Regions from separate parts of the Homo sapiens genome. Here region 1 is linked to region 2. A link is a contact called in ENCODE Hi-C or POLR2A ChIA-PET data. All regions are on one chromosome and are shown on one strand. The core of a region is the stretch at or near the end of the contact, and the rest is flanking DNA. Distances in the headings are between cores, read along the strand shown.

What was found. A loop is a pair of places that touch in the nucleus more often than their neighbours do. ChIA-PET counts read pairs that join two places held with the same protein, here RNA polymerase II (POLR2A). Pooled maps may share reads with other maps.
Region 1: a pooled map shows a loop between it and region 2 (3-fold over the local background). The contact joins two enhancer-like sites. A Hi-C loop is called at or near these places in 4 of 50 pooled maps. POLR2A ChIA-PET finds 5 or more read pairs at or near these places in 3 of 52 experiments (AG04449, GM12878 and activated CD8-positive, alpha-beta T cell).

What each region holds. Positions count from the first base shown.
Region 1 is chr1:40,399,021-40,403,362 of GRCh38, forward strand. The region is part of intron 1 of SMAP2 (small ArfGAP2); the gene reads left to right. Among named protein-coding and RNA genes, the nearest start is that of SMAP2, 27 kb to the left of the region's middle. Within about 2 kb of position 1,436, at least 3 of the 41 ENCODE cell types and tissues checked have a DNase peak (open chromatin) inside an H3K27ac peak, as active enhancers do; they include GM12878, where a contact is called at or near this core.
Region 2 is chr1:40,183,182-40,187,899 of GRCh38, forward strand. All of the region lies in intron 1 of RLF (RLF zinc finger), which reads left to right. Among named protein-coding and RNA genes, the nearest start is that of RLF, 24 kb to the left of the region's middle. RefSeq lists a silencer at 3,365-3,554. Within about 2 kb of position 3,435, at least 2 of the 41 ENCODE cell types and tissues checked have a DNase peak (open chromatin) inside an H3K27ac peak, as active enhancers do; they include GM12878, where a contact is called at or near this core.

The DNA of each region.
Region 1 (4,342 bases), core at 186-2,685, 210 kb after region 2:
GGCTCACTCCTGTAATCTCAGTGCTTTGGGAGGCCAAAGTAGGAAAATCACTTGAGGCCAGGAGTTCAAGACCAGCCTGAGCAACATAGTGAGACCCTGTCTCTTTTTTATTTCATTGATTTATTTTTATTTTTATTTTTTTCAGACAGAGCCTTGCTCTGTTGCCCAGGCTGGAGTGCAGTGGTGGGATCTCGGCCCACTGCAACCTCCGCCTCCTGGGCTCACGTGATTCTCCTGCCTTAGCCTCCCAAGTAGCTGGGACTACAGGCATGTGCCACTACGTGTGGCTATTTTTTTTTTTTTTTTTTTTTGTATTTTTAGTAGAGATGGGGTTTCACCATGTTGGCCAGGCTTGTCTCAAACTCCTGACCTCAGGTCATCTGTCCACCTCTGCCTCCCAAAGTGTTGGGATTACAGGCGTGAGCCACCGTGCCTGGCCCATTTCTTTTTTTTTTCTTTTCTTTCTTTCTCTTTTTTTTTTTTCCTGACTCTTAACACCACTCAATGACCCATCTTTACAAAAATAAAAAATTCAGCTGAGCGTGGTGGCTCATGCATCTAGTCCCAGCTACTTGGGAGACTGAGGTGGGAGGATTGCCTGAGCCTGACAGCCCAAGGCTGCTGTGAGCTATGATCGCACCACTGCACTCCAGCCTGGGTGAGAGAGTAAGACCCTGTCTCAAAAAAAAAAAAAGAAAAGAAAAGAAAGAGTGAAAAAAAGAGTAAAGGGTAAATGAAAGTTCATAACCTTTAAAAAAAAAGTCCTTATCTTTTAGAGATATATGCTGAAGTATATACAGATGAAATGGTATGATATTTAGGATTTGCTTCAGAATAATCCAGGTTGGAGTTGAGGGGCAGTGGGTGGGAGTATAGCTGAAACAAAATTGGCTAGGAGTTGATAATTGCTGAAGCTCATGGTTAATTATGCTCTGCTTTCGTTTGTTTGAAATTTTCTGTAAGGTAAAAACCAAAAGAAAGGGTAGAAGAGATGTTACAGTCGGGTTTAGACTGGGGAGCCAAGGAAAGACTCCTTTGAGGAAGAAACATTTCAGCTGAGACCCTTGTGATGTATAGGAGTTGGCCAGGCTGCAAGTGGCATTTGGCAGTTAGGGAAAGAGTTTTTTTAGGCAGCAGGAGCAGCATGTACAAAGTCCAGCAAGCCCTGAGGAAGGAACATGTTGGTCCCTTGAGGAAATGAAAGAAGGCTGCTACCATAGGAATTGAGAGGCTGCGGAAGGAGGCATGGGCTAGACCTTTAAGACCTTGGAAACTATGTTAAGGATTTTGTTATTTAATCCAATAGTAATAGAAGAATTTTAAGCAGCACAATGTGGCTTTGCTTCTTTAAGAGCTCAAGTTGGCTGTTTGGTGGAGAATGGTTTTGGTTTGGGCTCAAGGGAGAAGAGAATGTAAAAGTGGAGAGAGAGCTATTAGGAGGTTATTGCAGTGGTCCGAAAGAGTCTGGTGGCTTTAGATTACAGAAATAGTGATACAGATGGAGAGAAGAGATACTGATTTGACAGATATTTTTGTCTTGGTGATGTGGGGGCTGAAGGAGAGAGGTTTCATGATGCATAATTTTCTGACTGACGCAATGGAATGGATGGAGGTGTAGTTGACTAAGATGAAGAAAAAAGGAAGAGATTTTGTAGCAAGAGATTGAGAGCTTAGTTTGGAATATGCTATTCAGAAAATGTGCACCAATTTACATATTTACCTTTGTGTATGAGACTACATGGAAGGTTTATATTTAGAGGTGTGATCTGTACAGATTTGTGTTTTAGAAAGATTATTCTGGTGGTGGGATTCTGGAGACTAATTGCTTGTTAGTCTGTGAGCTTTTTGAATTGAGGAATCTCATCCTTATTTTCTCTGCCTTTGTATCCCCAGTACTTAGCAGGCAAATTGCTTGGCACATAGGTACACAATAAATAATGTTAAGAGAACCAATGCTGGTTGGGCGCGGTGGCTCACACCTGTAATCCCAGCACTCTGGGAGGCCGAGAAGGGCGGATCACTAGGTCAGGAGATCGAGACCATCCTGGCTACCAAGGTGAAACCCCGTCTCTACTAAAAATACAAAAACAAAATTAGCCGGGCGTGATCGCGGGCGCCTGTAGTCTCAGCTACTCGGGAGGCTGAGGCAGGAGAATGGCGTGAACTCGGGAGGCGGAACTTGCAGTGAGCCGAGATCGCGCCACTGCACTCCAGCCTGGGTGACAGAGCGAGATTCCGTCTCAAAACAAACAAACACACACAAAAAAGAACGAATGCTTATAGGTGAGACATGAGGTCTAGGTAGAAATGGATAGATTCTGGAAAAGTTTCCAAGATAGATTCCACAGGATTTGGATGGAAGATGGGAAAGTTCTCTCCCTTCGCGTAGCCTGCCCGTTGAACTTTTTGACAGGTCCGTTATGCCAGCAGGTCTAAATATAGGTAGCCATCAATTTATCAATGTTTTTTCCTCCTCAATATTTATTTGTTTGGAACTCCATAGATTAGAACTCAATGATATAATTATTATAATATTAGTAGTAGCTTGAAGTCCTCCATCACGCTAGTTCCCCTTTTCTGTCTGCTGAGTTGTCAATCCCAGAGCCCCTCTAATCCTGGCAGCTTTGGTGGTGGGGGAAGTTTCAGCAGCAAGAGGAATTTGCAGCAGTAGTTACTCCGTATGTAGAAGCTGTCCAGATGTTGAATATAAGTTGGATATTACGTATATGCTTTTCATTTTACAAATGGAGACATAAGCCCTAGAGAAACTTGTCAAAATACATGCAACAGGTCCGTGTAAACCCAGATTTTTCCGATACTGAACTGGTACTTAGGACAGTTGATTTCTTGACTGATCAACCAAATCCATCTCCATCTACTTTTTTCATTTTCCCTGATCCCTTATTGCAGAGTGATTCTATGTTAGTTTTAGTATTGCTTGATGCTGCCCACGCCTGCTCTTAGGCTCCTGTTGAATATGTGCACTTATGTGTGACCTTGTTCTTGTGTTGTGCCGATCACTACCAGTTTACATCACTTGTCTATCCTCTTTGCTTTCAAAATTGTTTGGCATATTGCCTCTCAGCATTTCTTTTCATTTTAAATTTCAAAATGGCATCTTTTATATTTTTTTCCTTGATTGCCATGACCAATGTGTATTAAACAATTGGTTTATCTCTTTTTATTGATACATAATAGATGTACATGTTTTCAGGGTACAAGTGATATTTTGATACATTCACATAATGTGTAATAACCAAATCATGATAATGCTATATCCGTCACCTTAGACATTTATCTTTTCTTTATGCTGGGAATATTTGAATTATTCTCTTCTACCTATTTTGAGATATATGGTAGATTATTATTTACTATAGTCACTGTACTGATTTATTGAACACTAGATCTTATTTCTTCTAACTGTATTTTTGTATTTTTGTTTTTTTTTTGAGACAAGGTCTCGCTGTCATCTAGGCTGGAGTGCAGTGGTGTGATCTCGGCTCATTGCAACCTCTGACTCCTGGATTCAAGCAATTCTCCTGCCTCAGCCTCCCCAGTAGCTGGGATTACAGGCACGTGCCACCATGCCTGGCTAATTTTTTGTATTTTTAGTAGAGATGGGGTTTCACCGTGTTGGCCAGGCTGACTAACTGTATTTTTGTACCCATTAATCAACCTCATTTCTTCCTCCATCCGCCTACCCTTCCTGGCTTCTAGAACACCGATTTACTCTCTCTTCATGAGATCCACTATTTTTTAACTCACTAACATTTGCAGCAACATGGATGGAATTGGAGGTCATTATGTTAAGTGAAACAATTGGTTTCACTTGCATTTTTGCAAGTTTACCAGATTAAAGTAGGCTGGCCTTATAGCAGCAATACCAGGTACTGTGGAATCCAAGTACCCACCACTTAGGTTGACAGCCTTGGGCCTTCTTTCTTTGCCTGTGTAGTGGGGGCATATGCAAGCACAAGGGCAGGGTGGGGGTGTGTAGCAGAGAAAGGGAACAGGTGAGGGTTTAAAAAGTGCATTTTCAAGAAATATTTTAAGAGAAATAAAGGAAGCTGCTTAAATTTTCATGTTGCCTAGAAGACTTTGAAATTGGGTCTAGGGTAAATTTCTTCTCTCTGTATTCAGTTCATTTTGGTTCTGATATTTTAGGACCAGAACTCATATTCCTTTTTAAAAAAGAAGCACTCTGGCTGAGCGCGGTGGCTCACGCCTGTAATCCCAGGCCTTTGAGAGGCCAAGGCGGGTACATCACCAGAGGTCTGGAGTTTGAGACCAGCCTGGCCAACAAGGCGAAACCCCGTCTCTACTAAAATACAAAAATTAGTGG
Region 2 (4,718 bases), core at 2,185-4,684:
CTCCTGGAAGTCTACCTCTTGTAGTGCAGTCACATTTTACTGAAATGTATAATTCTGGGAATTTCACATGCTGAGAAATTTAAATAAAAGTTTCTTGCTTTATGTGCAAAATTTGAAATAATCCAAACCCCTCTCTATTAGAAAACACATAACTTCCTATTGCCATAGAACATACAGCTTTAAAAAGAAACACTAGCTATCTTTTGTCAGTTTTTTGTGACCCACCAGCATTCTGAAGTACAGGATATCTGTCAGTGCCATTGCTTGAAAACATTCCCCAGAAGCATTCACTTTAGAATGGAAGTTAGATGTTGTAAACTCGGGAAGAAGGCCAAATGATGACCATGACACAACTTGCTACAAAATATTAAAGCTGATGCTGGGGGTGAGGGGGCAGAATTTAAAAGCACACTTAAAATAGTTGAATTGTGAAAAGGCATAAAGAAAGCGTGGTGATTAAGTGTGGGCTGAGGAGCCAGATGGCTCTAGTTCAAATCCTGAATCTAACACCTATTGGATGACTTTGCCCAAATAATTCAATCTCTCATGTTTCCTCATTTAAAAAAAAAAAAAATTCCCAAAAGACAACTTGACAGTGGCTCCTCATTTTTGAAATGGGCTGATAATAACTCCTAGCTCATGGAGTTGTGCATATTAAATAAGTTTAGTGGCCGTAAAGCTCTTAGGAAGTGCCTAACCCATACTATGTGCTCAGTAAATATAATTATTTCATTAGGAAAGTTAATCCTGAACTATGTGAAATTTAAATTGGAATGTATTCTTTAAACATTAAATGTGACCATCCTGAAAGAAATTCTCCTTTCTTGATAGTTTCAAGGAATAGTCAGAATGCTGCCAAGCTCCTTGAAACCATGTAGTGAGAAATGTAGAGAGAATTAAGGGTGAGGGGAGATTTTTTTTGCTTTGAAAATGTAGTCATGCTTATTAAAGAAAATTTGAGAAGTTTAGAAAAGTATAAAGATGACAAAAATTGCTCATATTCCTGCTACCTCAGTGCTAACCATGTAAGCATTTTAGTTAATTTCTTCTAGTCATTTTCCCCTTGGACATTAATTTTTTCAATGTACAGACATACGTGATTATAACACATATACAGAACTAGAGGTTATTTAGCCTAGAGAAGTGAACCAATGTAGCAGTCTAGATGAGGGATATTGGGGGCCTGGTTTAGGTGAATGGCTACAGAGATAAAGCATAGGGACAGGAGACAAAGATATTTCTGAGATAGAATCAACAAACTTTGGTGTGGTGGTTTCAAAGATAGTTTTTTAGCTCTGGCTCCTGAAAGGAGGCAGATGGAACATAGGAGGAAGAGCATATTTGCTGGGGAAGATGTTTGGTTTTGGACATGCTGAGTTTGAGATTTGAATAGGACATCCAGATGGAAATATGTAATAGGCAGTTGAGGTATATAGCAAGGACTTGAGAGAGTAATTTGAGGGTAATCTGCTTGGGATGTGAATGAGAGCACCGAATAGTCAAATATGGTGCGTAAGTGAGCTAATTTTTTACTTATATATCTGACCCCTTAGTATATATCATAGCCTTTCAAGGGCAGGAATAGAGTCTCCATCCTTACTTCCCAGCACAGTACAAAATAGTAGGTATTTGTGGAATGAGTTTACTGAAACAAAAGAGAGAGGTCATTAATTTGGTCACTGTAGAATGAACTTTAGGAGGTCATCTTTATCATTTATTGCCCCTTTTCTCTTCAGTTGTGATTTCAGTTCCTAAAGAAAAATAAGAGACCGTGGCTGGGTACAGTGGCTCACACCTGTAATCCCAGCACTTTGAGAGGCCAAGGTGGGAGGACCACTTGAGGCCCAGGAATTTGAGACCAGACTGGGCAGCAAAGAGACCCTGTCCCTACAAAAAAAAAGTTTTTTTTAATTGGCTGGGCATGGTGATGCACTTCTCCAGTCCTAGCTACTCAGGAGGCTGAGGTGGGTGGGAGAGAGGATCACTTGAGCCTAGGAGTTTGAGGTTATAGTGAGCTGTGATTGAACCACTGAACTCTAGCCGGGTTCAAGCAATTCTCCAGCCTCAGCCTCCCAAGTAGCTGGGACTAGAGGCATGCGCCACCACGCCCGGCTACTTTCTGTATTTTTAGTAGAGACAGGGTTTCACCATGTTGGCCAGGCTGGTCTGAACTCCTGACCTCAAGTGATACACCTGCCTCGGCCTCCCAAAGTGCTGGGATTACAGGCGTGAGCCACCTTGCCTAGTCCAGTTTTTTAAATGCAAGATTAGGTTGAAAGGATTACAGCCATCCTGTTATTTGGATGGCTGTAATCCTTTCAACCTAATCTTGCATTAAAAAAAAAAAAAAAAAAAAAAAAAAGCCGGGCGCAGTGGCTCCCAGCACTTTGGGAGGCCGAGGCGGGCAGGTCACGAGGTCAGGAGCTCGAGACCATCCTGGCTAACACGGTGAAACCCCGTCTCTACTAAAAATACAAAAAAAAAAAAAAAAAAAAAATTAGCCGGGCATGGTGGCGGGTGCCTGTAGTCCCAGCTACTTGGGAGGCTGAGGCAGGAGAATGGCGTGAACCTGGGAGGTGGAGCTTGCAGTGAGCCAAGATCGTGCCACTGCACTCTAGCCTGGGCTGACAGAGTGAGACTGTCTCAAAAAAAAAAAAAAAGCAAAAAAAAAAAAAAAAAAAAAACCACAAAGGCTGGATGCGAGGTGGCTTTTGCCTGTAATCCCAGCACTTGGGGAGGCCAAGGCAGGCGGATCACTTGAGGTCAAGAGTTCGAGACCAGCCTGGCCAAAATGGTGAAACCCCATCTCTACTAAAAACAGGAAAATTAACCGAGCCTGGTGGCGCACAGTTGTAATCCCAGCTACTCAGGAGCCTGAGGTGAAAGGATCCACTTGAATCTGGGAGGTGAAGGTTGCAGTGAGCCGAGATTTCACCACCGCACCCCAACCTGGGTGACAGAGTGAGACTTGATTAAAAAAACAAAAAGAAAGAAAGAAAATGCCTGGCTAGCCACAGTGGTTCATGCCTGTAGTCCCAGCTACTTGGGAGGCTGAAGTGGGAGGATCACCAGCAGTGATAGAATGAGACTCTATCTCAATTTAAAAAAAAAGTGATAATGAAGAAGATTGATTATTCCAGCCATTCTTCACATACCCAGAGTATGCTTATAGTGGGTATAAGAGATCTCACTACTTAATTTGAACCAACACATGAGGGGGTAAAGATTTAGGAATATAAAAAGTATAAATTAGTATAGAGCAAACTGGAAGTTCCTCAAGAGTATTGAATCTTTGAAATTGTGTAGCTTACAGAAGTCCTGGTGGAATGTCTGTCAGAAGCTATTAGATTGGTGGCAAGAGCGTTCTAAGTGGACAGGTGGATTGTGGAAAGACTAACCCCATCTGTATGCACTCTGTCCTTCTCTTTGCATACTTTAGTTAGCAGTTGGTTAATTTGCATGTGTGGTTTCAGCCATCATGTTGTATTGACTCATTCTGAAAGCTCTGTGAGGATAGGCCACATGTCTGCCCGCCCCCACTGCATCTAGCACTTTATGTGTGATAATCTATTGAAAAATATTTGTCAAATGAATAAAATGGTGAATGTATTCAGCAGACATTTAGTGAGACTTGAGAATGTCCTGTGGGGGTGGAAGTGGGTAGAGGAGTGGTAGGCCTATAAGGATTGATGAGACATAATGTCTGACTTTAAGGAACATAAATCTGGCACTAAATATAAATTTTTGAAACTCCTTAATTCTTAGATTAGCCAATGCAGACAGTAAGTAACTTACTGACCTAAACCAGAATTTTTTTGTAACATAGATTTTAATAAATTTCTTTGTTTTTTGTTTTTTGGTTTTTTTTTTTGAGACAGTCTTGCTGTGTCGCCAGGCTGGAGTGCAGTGGCGCAATCTTGGCTCACTGCAACCTCCGCCTCCCAGGTTCAAGCGATTTTCCTGCCTCAGCCTCCTGAGCAGCTGGGACTACAAGCGCGCGCCACCACGCCCATCTCTAATATTTGTATTTTTAGAGACGGGGTTTCACCCATGTTGGCCAGGATGGTCTCGATCTCTTGACTTTGTGATCCGTCCGCCTCGGCCTCCCAAAGTGCTGGGATTACAGGCGTGAGCCACAGCACCTGGCTGATTTTAATAAATTAGGTGAAATCTTAGTTATGTAACAGACACCCATTCTGCATTCTTTCTCTACTAATTCAGCTGGGAAGCAGGATTGCTTAGGGGTCAGTTTTATAATGTTACTCAGTTTTTTTATTTTATTAAAATTAGGGATTTGATTAAGTGGTGACATGTTGCTTTTCTGAAATTACAGAAGGGCATTTATCTAAAGTGACTGTGACCAAGTAGCAAGATACTTAATTGAGTAGGTCGGTATACTAAAAATAGCTCAACTGACTGTAATGATTCAGGTATGCAAAGATCAGATAATGCAATATATTAGTTAAGGGAACTTTTACTGTATATGGTATAATGGTCTATGGTATATTTCCTTGTAAGTTGTTTCTCTCTCTCTCTTTTTTTAAATGTTAAAGTAATCAAGATGATGCTAACAGTCAGTTACCAGAACTCATACAGGGACCATTTGTGTGGAAACTAAAGCTGCAGAAAATCCAGCAGAATCCTGCGCTACTATTGTAGTTATTTGTAGTTGTTTAGGCAGAAAAATCAAAGACAGGAAGTTAGGAATGTTTGAAGAC